Linked DNA regions of Homo sapiens: region 1 is linked to region 2. The links are chromatin contacts, found by Hi-C or POLR2A ChIA-PET in ENCODE. All regions are on one chromosome and are shown on one strand. Each heading gives the region's core, a stretch centred on a gene start or an enhancer-like site at or near the end of the contact. The rest is flanking DNA. Distances are from core to core; before and after follow the strand shown.

Region 1 (5,584 bases), core at 1,696-4,195, 97 kb before region 2:
AGTAGAGACAGAGTTTCACCATGTTGGCCAGGCTGATCTCAAACTCCTGACCTCAGGTGATCCTCCCACCTTGGCCTCCCAAAGTGCTGGGATTACAGGCGTGAGCCACTGTGCCTGGCTCAAACTTACATTTTTAAAAGATAATTCTGGCTGCATTGCAGAAAATTGATCAGAGGGGAGTCAGAGTGAAAATATGAAGACCAATAAGAAGGTTATTCCAATAATCTATAAGGGAAGTGGTTGTAGCTCTGGACAGACTAGTAGCAGGGGAGATGGGAAGAAGTACATAGACCTGAGATGCAGGAGATAGATCTGGGAACTAAATTTAAGGAAGAACAGATAGGATTTGCTCATGGGGTAGATGGAAGAAGTAAACAAGGAAGAGGAACCAAGGAAAAGTTCCCAATTTCTGGCTTAAACAATTAGTGGATGGTGAGGTCACTAGTTGAGATGGGAGAGAAACTAGTTGAATGAGAAAAATCACTGTGTCAAGGCTCAAAGGCAACCTTACAAGATGAAATGTAAACATAAAGATAAAATGTAACATGACACCTTCTTTTTTTAAAAAAAATTATCACATAGAAAAAAACAAGTGAAGGTCTAGTGCATATTTTCATTTTACACATTAGAAAACTGAGGCCTAGCTGGGTGCGGTGGCTCATATCTGTAATCCCAGCACTTTGGGAGGCCAAGGTGGGTGGATCATGAGGTCAGGAGTTCGAGACCAGCCTGGCCAAGATAGTGAAACCCCCATCTCTACTAAAAGTACAAAAATTAGCTGGGCGCGGTGGCAGGCACCTGTAATCCCACCTACTCGGGAGGCTGAGGCAGAAGAATTGCTTGAACCCGGGCGGCAGAGGTTGCAGTGAGCTGAAATCATGCCATTGCACTCCAGCCTGGGCAATAGAATGAGACTCTGTCTCAAAAAAAAACAAAGGAAGAAAGCTGAGGCCTGAACAGTAAAGATGACTTGCTCAATGAGTCAGTGCCTGGATCAGAATTCTTTTTTTTCTTTTTCTCCCCCCTAGGCTGGAGCGCAGTGGCACAATGTCAGCTCACTGCAACCTCTGCCTCCCGGGTTCAAGTGATTCTCCCACCTCAGGCTCAGGAGCAGCTGAGATTACAGGTGTGTGCCACCACACCCAGTTAATTGTTTATTTTGAGACAGAGTCTTGCTCTGTCGCCCAGGCTGGAGTGCAGTGGCGCTACCTCAGCTCACTGCAACCTCCACCTCCTAGGTTGAAGTGATTCTCCTGCCTCACCCTCCAAGTAGCTGGGACTTCAGGCACATGCCACCACACCCGGCTAATTTGTGTATTTTTAGCAGAGACGGGGTTTCACCATGTTAGCCAGGATGGTCTCCATCTCCTGACCTCAGGTGATCCTCCCACCTCAGCCTCCCAAAGTACTGGAATTACAGGCACGAGCCACCGCGCCGGGCCCTTTTTTGTGTGTATTTAGTAGACATGGGGTTTCAACAAGTTGGCCAGGTTAGTTTCAAACTTCTGGCCTCAAGTGATCCACCCACCTCGGCCTCCCAAAGTACTGGGATTACAGATGTGAACCACCACGCCCGGCCTCTTAGGTCAAATTCTTTGGCTCTAGTATTGCAAATACCTCACCCAGATTTTTTATTTTTGGTTTTTTGTGTTTTTTTGTTTTTGTTTTTTAACAATCCTTTCTCTTACATCCTCTTTCAGTTTTTCAGCTATGTGTGCTAATAGAGCTTATGACCTCACTTCTTCCTAAGGGCACAGACTGATACCAAGAAGTTTCTTCCTGACTTCAGATCTTTCAGTCTAGTCATACCTTGTTTCTGAGAAGTACATAAAATGCCGTTGATCTGGAAATTTTCATCTATCAAGCTTCCTCTTCTAAAGCCAATACCCCCAAGACCACCCTGGAAAGCTTCTAGGCTCTTTTTTTTTTTTTGAGATGGAGTTTTGCTTTTATTGCCCAGGCTGGAGTGCAATGGTGTGATCTTGGCTCACTGCAACCTCCACCTCCTGGGTTCAAGAGATTCTCCTGTCTCAGCCTCCTGAGTAGCTGGGATTACAGGTGCATGCCACCATGCCCGGCTAATTTTTGTATTTTTAGTACAGACGGGGTTTCATCATATTTGTCAGGCTGGTCTCGAACTCCTGACCTCAGGTGATCGGCCCGCCTCAGCCTCCCAAAGTGCTCGGATTATAGGCATGAGCCATCGCACCCAGCCGCTTCTAGGCTCTTTAAGTTATTCAAACAATTCATTCAGACAAATACTTATTCAGTATCTACTGTTCTGTATGGTTTGAATAACTCAAAAGTATGAGATTTGATTCTTGGCACCAACAAGTCTTAAGTTTGGTTGGAGAAGTTAAGACATAGATGTAAGAATTGATTAAGTGATAACACTGGTTGGTGTAAAGATTTGGCATCAAAATAGGTGGCTAGCACTGTAAGAGCTATGACATTTCAGAAAAGGTAACCATCCATGTGGGCAAGAGAAATCAAAGATTATGGGGCTAGAGATGGAAACTGAAGAACAATTTGGCATTGAGAAAAAGGAAAGGAGGGTAGATTTAAATTTGACCTGGAAAAAACAATTCAGTTCAGGACCTGGCCACATCCAAAACAAAAGTCAGAAGTTTTAATAAAGCTGGGTAGTATTGATGATTGGATTTAATGGAGGCAGATAACTAATCATTATATCTGTATTAACTCACTGAAGCTTCACAACATCCCTATGAGGAGGTACTATTGTAGCTCCATTTTATGTATAAGAAAATAAGGACACAGAGTGGTCATTTAATTTGCCTTAGTCACACAGCCAGCATGTTGTCATGCTGAGTTTCAAGTTCAGCTACGGGGCCTGTGCTCTTAACCACTACAGCATGTGGCCACTTGCATGAGCTCTCCTGGTTTGTAATAGTCAAAGGGTGGGGCATCAAAATGACCACAGCAAGGTTCTGGGAATCATGACTAGGGACAAAAATAAATGACTACCAACACGCGACGCAGAGACAGATTGCAAAGACAAACAGGCATAAGAGCCAACTTCAAAACAGTAAGGACAAGGATAAAGATCGGAAAGGAATAGTGCCAGGTTTGGAGAGGAGGTGGAATTAAAAGAAAAAAAAGTCAGAACGAGGAAAGTCAAAGATGAGGAATTTCCCTGAGGTAAATTCCTGGCAGAAAGCTGGTCTGTCTGCCCCTGATTTTACTACCCATGTGGCTATCTCTGCCATTGTACCTTAGGGAAGTCATGCAAGCCTCAACAGAAGAATAAATGGAATAAAATTTGATAGTACAGGCTGAGCATGACTGCTTAGAGTACACCAAGAACTCACCTTCCTACCCCCCATTTCCTGGGATAAAGAACAAATATTAGAAAACAACAAGAAACAAGGTGCTGTACTTTGGATGTTCGCCCTCCCAAACTTCATGTTGAAATTTGATCCCAATGTTGGAGGTGGGGCCTAGTGAGATGTGTGTGTTATGTGGGTGGATCCCTCATGAATAGATTAATGACCTCCCTGGCAGGGGTGGGAGTGAGCGAGTTCTCAATCTGTTAGTTCCCTCAAAAGCCTGTACCTCTGTTAAAAAGACCATGGTACCTTCCCCTCCTCTCACGCTCTTCCTCTCTCGCCATGTGATCTCTGCACATGGAGGCTCCCCTTCACTTTCTGCCATGAATGGAAGCTTCCTTGCCTTCACCAAAAGCAAATCCTGGCACCATGCTTCTTGTACAGGCTTGCAGAACTGTGAGCCAAATAAACCCCTTTCTTTGTAAATGACCCATCCTCCGGTATTCGTTTAAAGCAATGCAAAATGGACAAAGTCAGAATACTGGTACCAAGTAGTGAAATGTTGCTGTAAAGACAACTGAAAATGTGGAAGCAACTTTGGAACAGGGCATTGGACAGAGGTTGGAAGAACCTGGAGGGCTCAGAAGAAGACAGGCAGATGAGGGAAAGTTTGGAACTTCTTAGAGATTAGTTAAGTGGTTTTGACCAAAATGCTGATAGAAATATAGATAGTAAAGGCAAGGCTGAGCAGGTCTCAGAAGGAAATGAGAAACTTACTGGGAACTAGAGCAAAGGGTTCCATGTTATGCTTTAGAAAAAAAAACTTGGCTGTGTTGTGTCCATGCCCTATGGATTTGTGGAAGGCTGCAGTTAAGAGTGATGACCTAGGATATCTGGCGGAAATTTTGTTTTGTTTTGTTTTGTTTTTGAGACAGGATCTTGCTCTGTCACTCAGGCTGGAATGCAGTGGCACGATCTAGGATCATTGAAACCTCCATCTCCTAGGCTGAGGTCATTCTCCCACCTCAGCCTCCCGAGTAACTGGGACTACAAGCACATGCCACCACACCTGGCTGATTTGTTTTTTTGTTGTTGTTTTTTTTTTGTATTTTTTGTAGAGATGGGGTTTTGCCATGTTGCCCAGGCTGGTCTCAAACTCCTGAGCCCAATTGATCTGCCCACCTCAGCCTTCCAAAGTGCCTGCCTCTCACAGGCATGAGTCACCATGCCCAGCAGCAGAAGAAATTTCTAAGCAACACAGCATTCAAGAAGTGGCGTGGCTGCTGGAAATCAAAATTAAAATTCAAACTCCCCCAATCAACTGAATGGACCCCTTGGTCAAGGAGATCCCAAAGAAACCTGAAAAACTAGCTCATGCCATAGCAAGATGAGAGGGTACCCAACATGCCTTATTACACCCTCCCCCTTTGGAGTTTAGACACAAATGACCAGCATTAACATTAAAACAGAGATCATATGACTGACAAGACAGACTCTTTGTAGCAATAAGATACCAAATTTGAACCCGACTCTGATATAGCATCACATGACATAGCAAGACCTAAAGGAAATAAAAGTATTTTATTGTCCAGGTGTGGTGGCTCATGCCTGTAATCCCAGTAATCCCAGCACTTTGGGAGGCCAAGGCAGGCAGATCACTTGAGGTCAAGAGTTCAAGACCAGCCTGGCCAACATGGTGAAACCCCATCTCTACTAAAAATACAAAAAAATTAGCCAGGCATGGTGGTGGACACCTGTAATCCCAGCTACATAGGAGGCTGATGCAGGAGAATCGCTTGAGCTGGGGAGACGGAGGTTACAGTGAGCCGAGATCGTGCCACTGCACTCCAGCCTGGATGACAGAGCAAGGCTCTGTCTCAAAAATACGATACAATACAATACAATACAATACAATACAATACAATACAATACAATACAAGTATTTTATCCCAAAATATATTTATTTGACATTTTGAAAAGGCCCTGCAATGTTGTCTCTTGTGGAGGAAGTTAGTGTTCTGTAGAGAATCTCTCCCTTACCAAGTTTTTTCCAGAGAGTCTGACACCTTTTAAGTTCTAATAAGAGACATTCATCATCTATTCACTCTGAAGCCTGCTACCTGGAGGCTTCATCCACATGACAAGAACCTTGACTTTCACTTTTTTTTTTTTTTTTTTCAGACAGGGTCTGGCTCTGTCACCCAGGCTGGAATGCAATGGTGCAATCTCAGCTCACTGCAACCTCTGCCTCCTGGGCTCAAGTAATCCTCCTGCCCCAGTCTCTCGAGTAGCAAGGA
Region 2 (5,604 bases), core at 374-2,873:
TCCACTTCCCTGTCACTCACCTATGAGATTTGGAGATAGGCTAATTTGGTCACATTATTCCTCAGCTGGTCCCTTTTGGAGAAATCTTTTTAGGTATTTTGGTCACCAACTTATTCCCTTCCTTAAAGTAATTTTTGTTAAATTCTCACCACCCTCTTAACTTTTAATTCCTCTTCCTCTTTTCCTCCTCCTCCTCCCTTTCTTTCCTCTTCCTCTTTCTCTTTCTCTTCCTTTTCTCTCTTTCTCTCAGTTGATAACTGTGCCTACCACACCTCCAGGAAACATAAACCATCAATTTTATAACCTAAAATCCAATCAACCTCCATACACATCCATTCTTCCGTTCCTCCCATGACAGAAGAAGAGGAGCCCTTCTAGGCAAAGCTAATTCTGCTGCTTTTGTCCTTATCCTGTTTACTCCTGCTTATCCTGGAGTCTGTGCCGTCTTTTATTGTCTCTCCTCTGCCTTTTCACTCCTCCTTCTCCATGAGCATCTTTCCCTTACTATAAAACATAACTAACTTGCTCCCACTGATGAATATCTTTTCTTTCTTCTTAATTCCACTTTATTTCCCAGGTGTCTGTGGAGCGTGTGCTATGTGCCAGACACTGTGCTGGGTGATGAGAATACTTTGGGAAATGAAACATCCAAACCCTGGCTTCAGGGAGCTTACAGTCTAGTGAGAGAGCAGATGATAAGTAGGCATCTAAATATAAATTTATAAATTTCCACAAATAGGGCACAGTGCTAGAGAGTAAACAGGGAGTCCTCTAAGTTAGGGTAGCCAGGAAAAAGCTCTTATCATTCCATCACTTCCATTACTGGAGTGCAGACTGTTATCTCTCACCTGGGTTCTAATGAATTCTTAACTGGATTCTCTGCTTACAAATTCCCTTTTTTGGTCCTTTTCACGTATTACTACCATAGTTCAGTGTCTAAAGCAGATCCAAACTTGTCATTCCTCTATTTGTGCCTTCAGTAGTTTCTCAATACCTGCAAGCCCAGATACTTGAGCCCAACATTTTAAAACACCTAGATGAGTAAACAGACTAGAGATTGCTCTATAAACAGAGACCAGTGCTGTGAGCAATGTTTGGTGCTGATGTTAATCTCCAGAACTCCCCTGGGCTTGTTATTTTTGACAGCCATTCTCTATTTTGATTTGTCTTCTTTAACAAAACAAAACCAAATGAAGAATGAAGAGCATCCAATGGAGGACCTAGAGCAATTGCATTCTCTCCTATGACTACTAAGTAGTTCTAAGAAACAGGTTAGGCTGTGGAACCTGCAAAGTGGAGAAGAAAGTGGCTGAAACTCTGGAGAAAGAAAAGGCCACACAGTTGACTGCTGCAGGAGACCAAATTTGACATTCTTCTTTAAAATGCTATTAGGAAAACTGGTCAACTAAAACAAAAAGAAACTAAATTTCATGAATTTCTCATTTGGTGAAATGGGCTTTTGTGAATTGGCCATTGAGTGAGTTTTCTTCAAGAGTCTAGGGGAATTTGACATTCTGACTATTTGACAGACTCCACCAGGGGGAAGTGAGTTATATGAGTCAAGATTAATGGCATGGGCAGAGGAGCTTCTGTCCCACTTCCTTTTTAGTAGCTGAGAGCATACTGTGTCTCTTGTTGCCTCTCTGTCAGCTTGTGGATAGCAAAGTGTGGGCCTAAACTTCACGCTTCCAATACGCCGCCAAAGAGAACATGGAACTTGATTGAGGGCCTGATTAGGAGCTTGATAGAAGATGTCTTGACAAAAAAGATGAGATGACCTGTTAGTGGTGAGCCAGAGATGGTTCACCGGGTCAGAGACCTGCCTATTAAATTATAAGAAACTTTGCAAGCCAGTTGTTAAACACAGCAATACTTAAAAACAAAGATATTTCAACTTACATTTAAATTAATTCTATTAAAAATAAAGACAAGAAATATTCAAAATTGTCACTCCATAGTTATTAGACTACATTTTACATATTATCTATGTTCTTGAGCTTATATGTATCTATTGTATCTGTAAGGCAGATCTTTTTCCAACTTCACATTTGGTGACACCACACTGGTACCTTGAAATGCCAAGGCAGAAATGTTTGCACCACAAAAGTCTGCAAATACCACAAATCAGGGCTCAAGTGACTCAGAACCAACTGCTAATCATACTGCGGTCTACACTGCAGGGCAGACTTCCTGTTTGAAGAGCTAGGAGAGGTTAGCACAGTGACTCATGCCTGTAATCTCAGCACTTTGAGAGGCCAACTGGGGTGGACCACTTGAGGTCAGGAGTTCGAGGCCAGCCTGGCCAACATAGTGAAACCCCATCTCTATTAAAAATTAAAAAAAAAAAAATTAGCCAGGCATGGTGGCACATGCCTGTAATCCCAGCTACTTAGGAGGCTGACACACGAGAATTGCTTGAACCCAGAAAGTGGAGGTCAAAGTAAATGGCACCACTGCACTCCAGCCTGTGCGACGAAGTGAGACTCTGCCTCAAAAAAAAAGAGCTAGGAAAGTCACACTGGACCTCTGCAGCACTAACAAGGTAAGGTCATGTCAGCAAGGATAAGAATGGTCCATGCATTACACCAGTTACAGGCTTCAGTTCATATGCCAGCAGAACACCCCAAAATTGCACCAGTCCCTCCCAGTGGTCATGAGTCCAGGGAGCAGCGCGGACCAGCCATGACACAGCAGAGACCAACAATGTCAAAAGGATGCCAAGAACTCCCAATGTCCTCTGTCCTGCTGAAGTCGCTTAAGCCTCACATTCAGATGTCATCTTGAAGAGAAACAGAGTGAGCAGAAACCTGAGAGACTGAGCACTTTATCTAAAAGAGATAAAGAATTTACCTAAAGTCATGATTTTCTTTATAAAATTGAATAAAATTCTGGTGAGACTAAAACTGCACTTGTCACCCTTTGGGTTGGGGGTGGTTGAGTGAGGATGATCTTTGCTGACAACAGACCTAGTATATAAAAAAGGAGCCATACTTTGTTGTTGTTGCGTATTTGAAAACAGCGTAAATAACTTTACACTTCTGCTACAGTGGTGATTTTGAACTTTTTTCTCTTTCTGTGACTCTAGCCAAAGAGATAGTGAACTTTTATTAAGGGATAAATACTATTAGTATCTTCCATTTGCAGATAAAGAAATCAAGCCTCAGAAAGTCTCTGTAACTTATACAAGATGACCCAACCAGGAAGAGGATGAGTCAGGTCTTGAAAGGAATGTTGGTATGTCTGCAAGCGTTCCGCCCTGGTTTTACTGCTTGTTATCAACCCTTTTCAGGCCTTTTCTAGGTCCTTTTGGCTGTATAGGTACTTCTGCAAGAACTGAGACAAAACAGGAGAGAGCATCCTCTCAGGGAAGCATCTGGAAGAGGTAACCTGGGGACAAGTCAAGTCAGGAAGACTATTACTTTAGAAACTGACCATGAATACTTTAGGATCTAGGACAAGAAATGAAATGTCACTAGAAAGGAAGTTGAGATCAGAAACTAAGTGCACAAATCATGAAGAAGGTAAATGGGCCACAGGACTGGCAGCTAATAGAGTTAAGAAACTGGGGCAATGACTGAAGTGTGGAGAGAGGTTGGCCTGTGAAGAACTAAATCCAGGAATCCTGAGCAAGTGTTCCTTTCACACAGGGCCCAGTTCATCTTGCCAGAGCAGCAGTAGCCTCATAAAGGAGCCAAACCAGACATGAAAACAGCCTCTCTTCACTCACTCCCTCCCACTGCCCTGCATGCCCCAAGACTGCTATCTCCATCTGACTCTTAGTTGTCTTGAAAAATAAGTATTTTTGTTATTTTATGGAAGTAATTTATGCAGGTAATTTTAGAAATTCAAATATAGAAAGGCTTAAAAGAAAAGCAGAAGTCACCTGTCCCAACCTACTCCTTTTCCAGTCCAACTCTTCATACTTTGCATTCAACTTCCATAAATTTCCAAATGCCCCATCCACTCCCATGGCTCACACAGAATTGCACATGCCAGAACCTGTCCCAGTATTTCTTTTCTGGTTTTATTATCCCAGAGAGATGGGGAGGAGCCCAACACAAAAGTCCCAAAATATAGAGCCTTGGTGAAAACAAATAGATTGAGAGCCAGAGTAGGCACGGGAGGGAAGCAAGGGTGTCCACCCAGGCCCCTTTTGTTTCACTGATTTCCATGGGCGGATGGATGTTTCTCCCCATTGTCTGGGGTGTATTGTATACTTTGCAAGCTCAAGGGAATGAGTCAGCTTCTCGCTCCTCCTTTGCTTCCCATCTACTGATAATGCAGCTCTCTACAACCTGTTGATCTCCATTAATAGTAAGAAGGCCATCAAACACAATTTGAGTTCAAAAACACATTTTTCCGTTTTGGTAGCAGAACTTTCTTCTGAGGTCTAGTGTTGCAGTGGCTCAAGTTTTCCTTTGTCTGCCATCCTAAAGGACATCATTCTTGTATTCACTCATTCAGCAAACATTTGCTAAGTATCCACGCTGGGCCAGGCATGTGATCAGCACAGTGGACACAGTGTAAGTGCACAGTCTGTGCCCTTGTGCTGGAATGATCTAGGAAGAAAGTCAGATAAAAAGGCCACCACAAGTCGGTTTGATGGAAGCTCTCACAGACAAGTTTCCATGGACGCATTAGGATAGGCACTGCACTCCTGATTGAGTGGTCAGGGACAGCTTTCTGGAATGGGGATGTCGAGGTGAGTTTTGAAGGCGAACTATGAGCTAGGGTATCTGTAGAATATCTAGGGGCACTGAGTGTGGCCAGAACAATCTTTCTCTGATCACAGCCCCAAAACTGCTGAGATATTCACAGTACCTGGCCAACATCTGTCAATTTTCTGGATTAACATCCTAAATCTTGACTTTTTAGGCAACGGCACCTGAATCCCAGCAGATATTGGCTGTTATAAGCCATTTCCCCAGTTTGAGAACTCTATCTTTGGTCCCAGGTCTCTGCAGAGCTAAACAAGGCACCTTGTTCCAGCAGCCAGCCCTCCCCTGCTCTTTGGGTCTGCCTGGACTTCTGGTCCAGCTTTGTTGCTTCCCGAAACCCAGTTCCAATATTTGTCACCCAGATGCTTTCTTCCTCTCAGAAGGGTCTGACCTCTTCAAGGCCCTGAAAGAGGAACTAAAGTGCTTCTCACAGCTACATCCCCACTGTTTCAAGAAATTATATGAAGGATAGAGGAAGACACATGGAAGTCTCCGGAACTTTAGCCAGTCCAGGGATTTCACTTCAGTGTTTCATACCTTTATCTAAACACTTGGGTAGCTGTTAAACTGAAATTTGTCCCAGGAAAATAATATTTGGAGCAAATAGATTGCAAAAAAAAAAAAAGGTTTTATTTTGGTGGAAAGAAAGCAATAACACTAAGGGATAGAAAAGTGGAACCAGGACGGGCGTGGTGGCTCACGCCTGTAATCCCAGCACTTCGGGAGGCCGAGGCCGGCGGATCTCAATGTCAAGAGGTTGAGACCATCCTGGCCTACATGGTGAACCTCCATCTCTACTAAAAATACAAAAACTAGCCAGCGTGGTGACGGGTGCCTGTAGTCCCAGCTACTTGGGAGGCTGAGGCAGGAGAATCACTTGAACTTG

Evidence for each region. Hi-C counts contacts between places; a loop is a spot of excess contacts on that map. ChIA-PET counts read pairs that join two places held with the same protein, here RNA polymerase II (POLR2A). Pooled maps may share reads with other maps.
Region 1: a loop to region 2 is called in a map of PC-9, with 3 times the contacts of the local background. The contact joins two enhancer-like sites. A Hi-C loop is called at or near these places in 2 of 168 maps with a recorded cell type or tissue (PC-9 and mammary epithelial cell) and 10 of 50 pooled maps. POLR2A ChIA-PET finds 5 or more read pairs at or near these places in 6 of 52 experiments (A549, AG04450, GM12878 and 3 more).

What each region holds. Positions count from the first base shown.
Region 1 is chr9:72,538,037-72,543,620 of GRCh38, reverse strand. The region is part of intron 1 of TMC1 (transmembrane channel like 1); the gene reads right to left. Among named protein-coding and RNA genes, the nearest start is that of TMC1, 19 kb to the right of the region's middle. Within about 2 kb of position 2,945, at least 6 of the 41 ENCODE cell types and tissues checked have a DNase peak (open chromatin) inside an H3K27ac peak, as active enhancers do; they include PC-9 and mammary epithelial cell, where a contact is called at or near this core.
Region 2 is chr9:72,440,075-72,445,678 of GRCh38, reverse strand. No RefSeq gene overlaps it. Among named protein-coding and RNA genes, the nearest start is that of ZFAND5, 78 kb to the right of the region's middle. RefSeq lists an enhancer at 1,227-1,486. Within about 2 kb of position 1,623, at least 9 of the 41 ENCODE cell types and tissues checked have a DNase peak (open chromatin) inside an H3K27ac peak, as active enhancers do; they include PC-9 and mammary epithelial cell, where a contact is called at or near this core.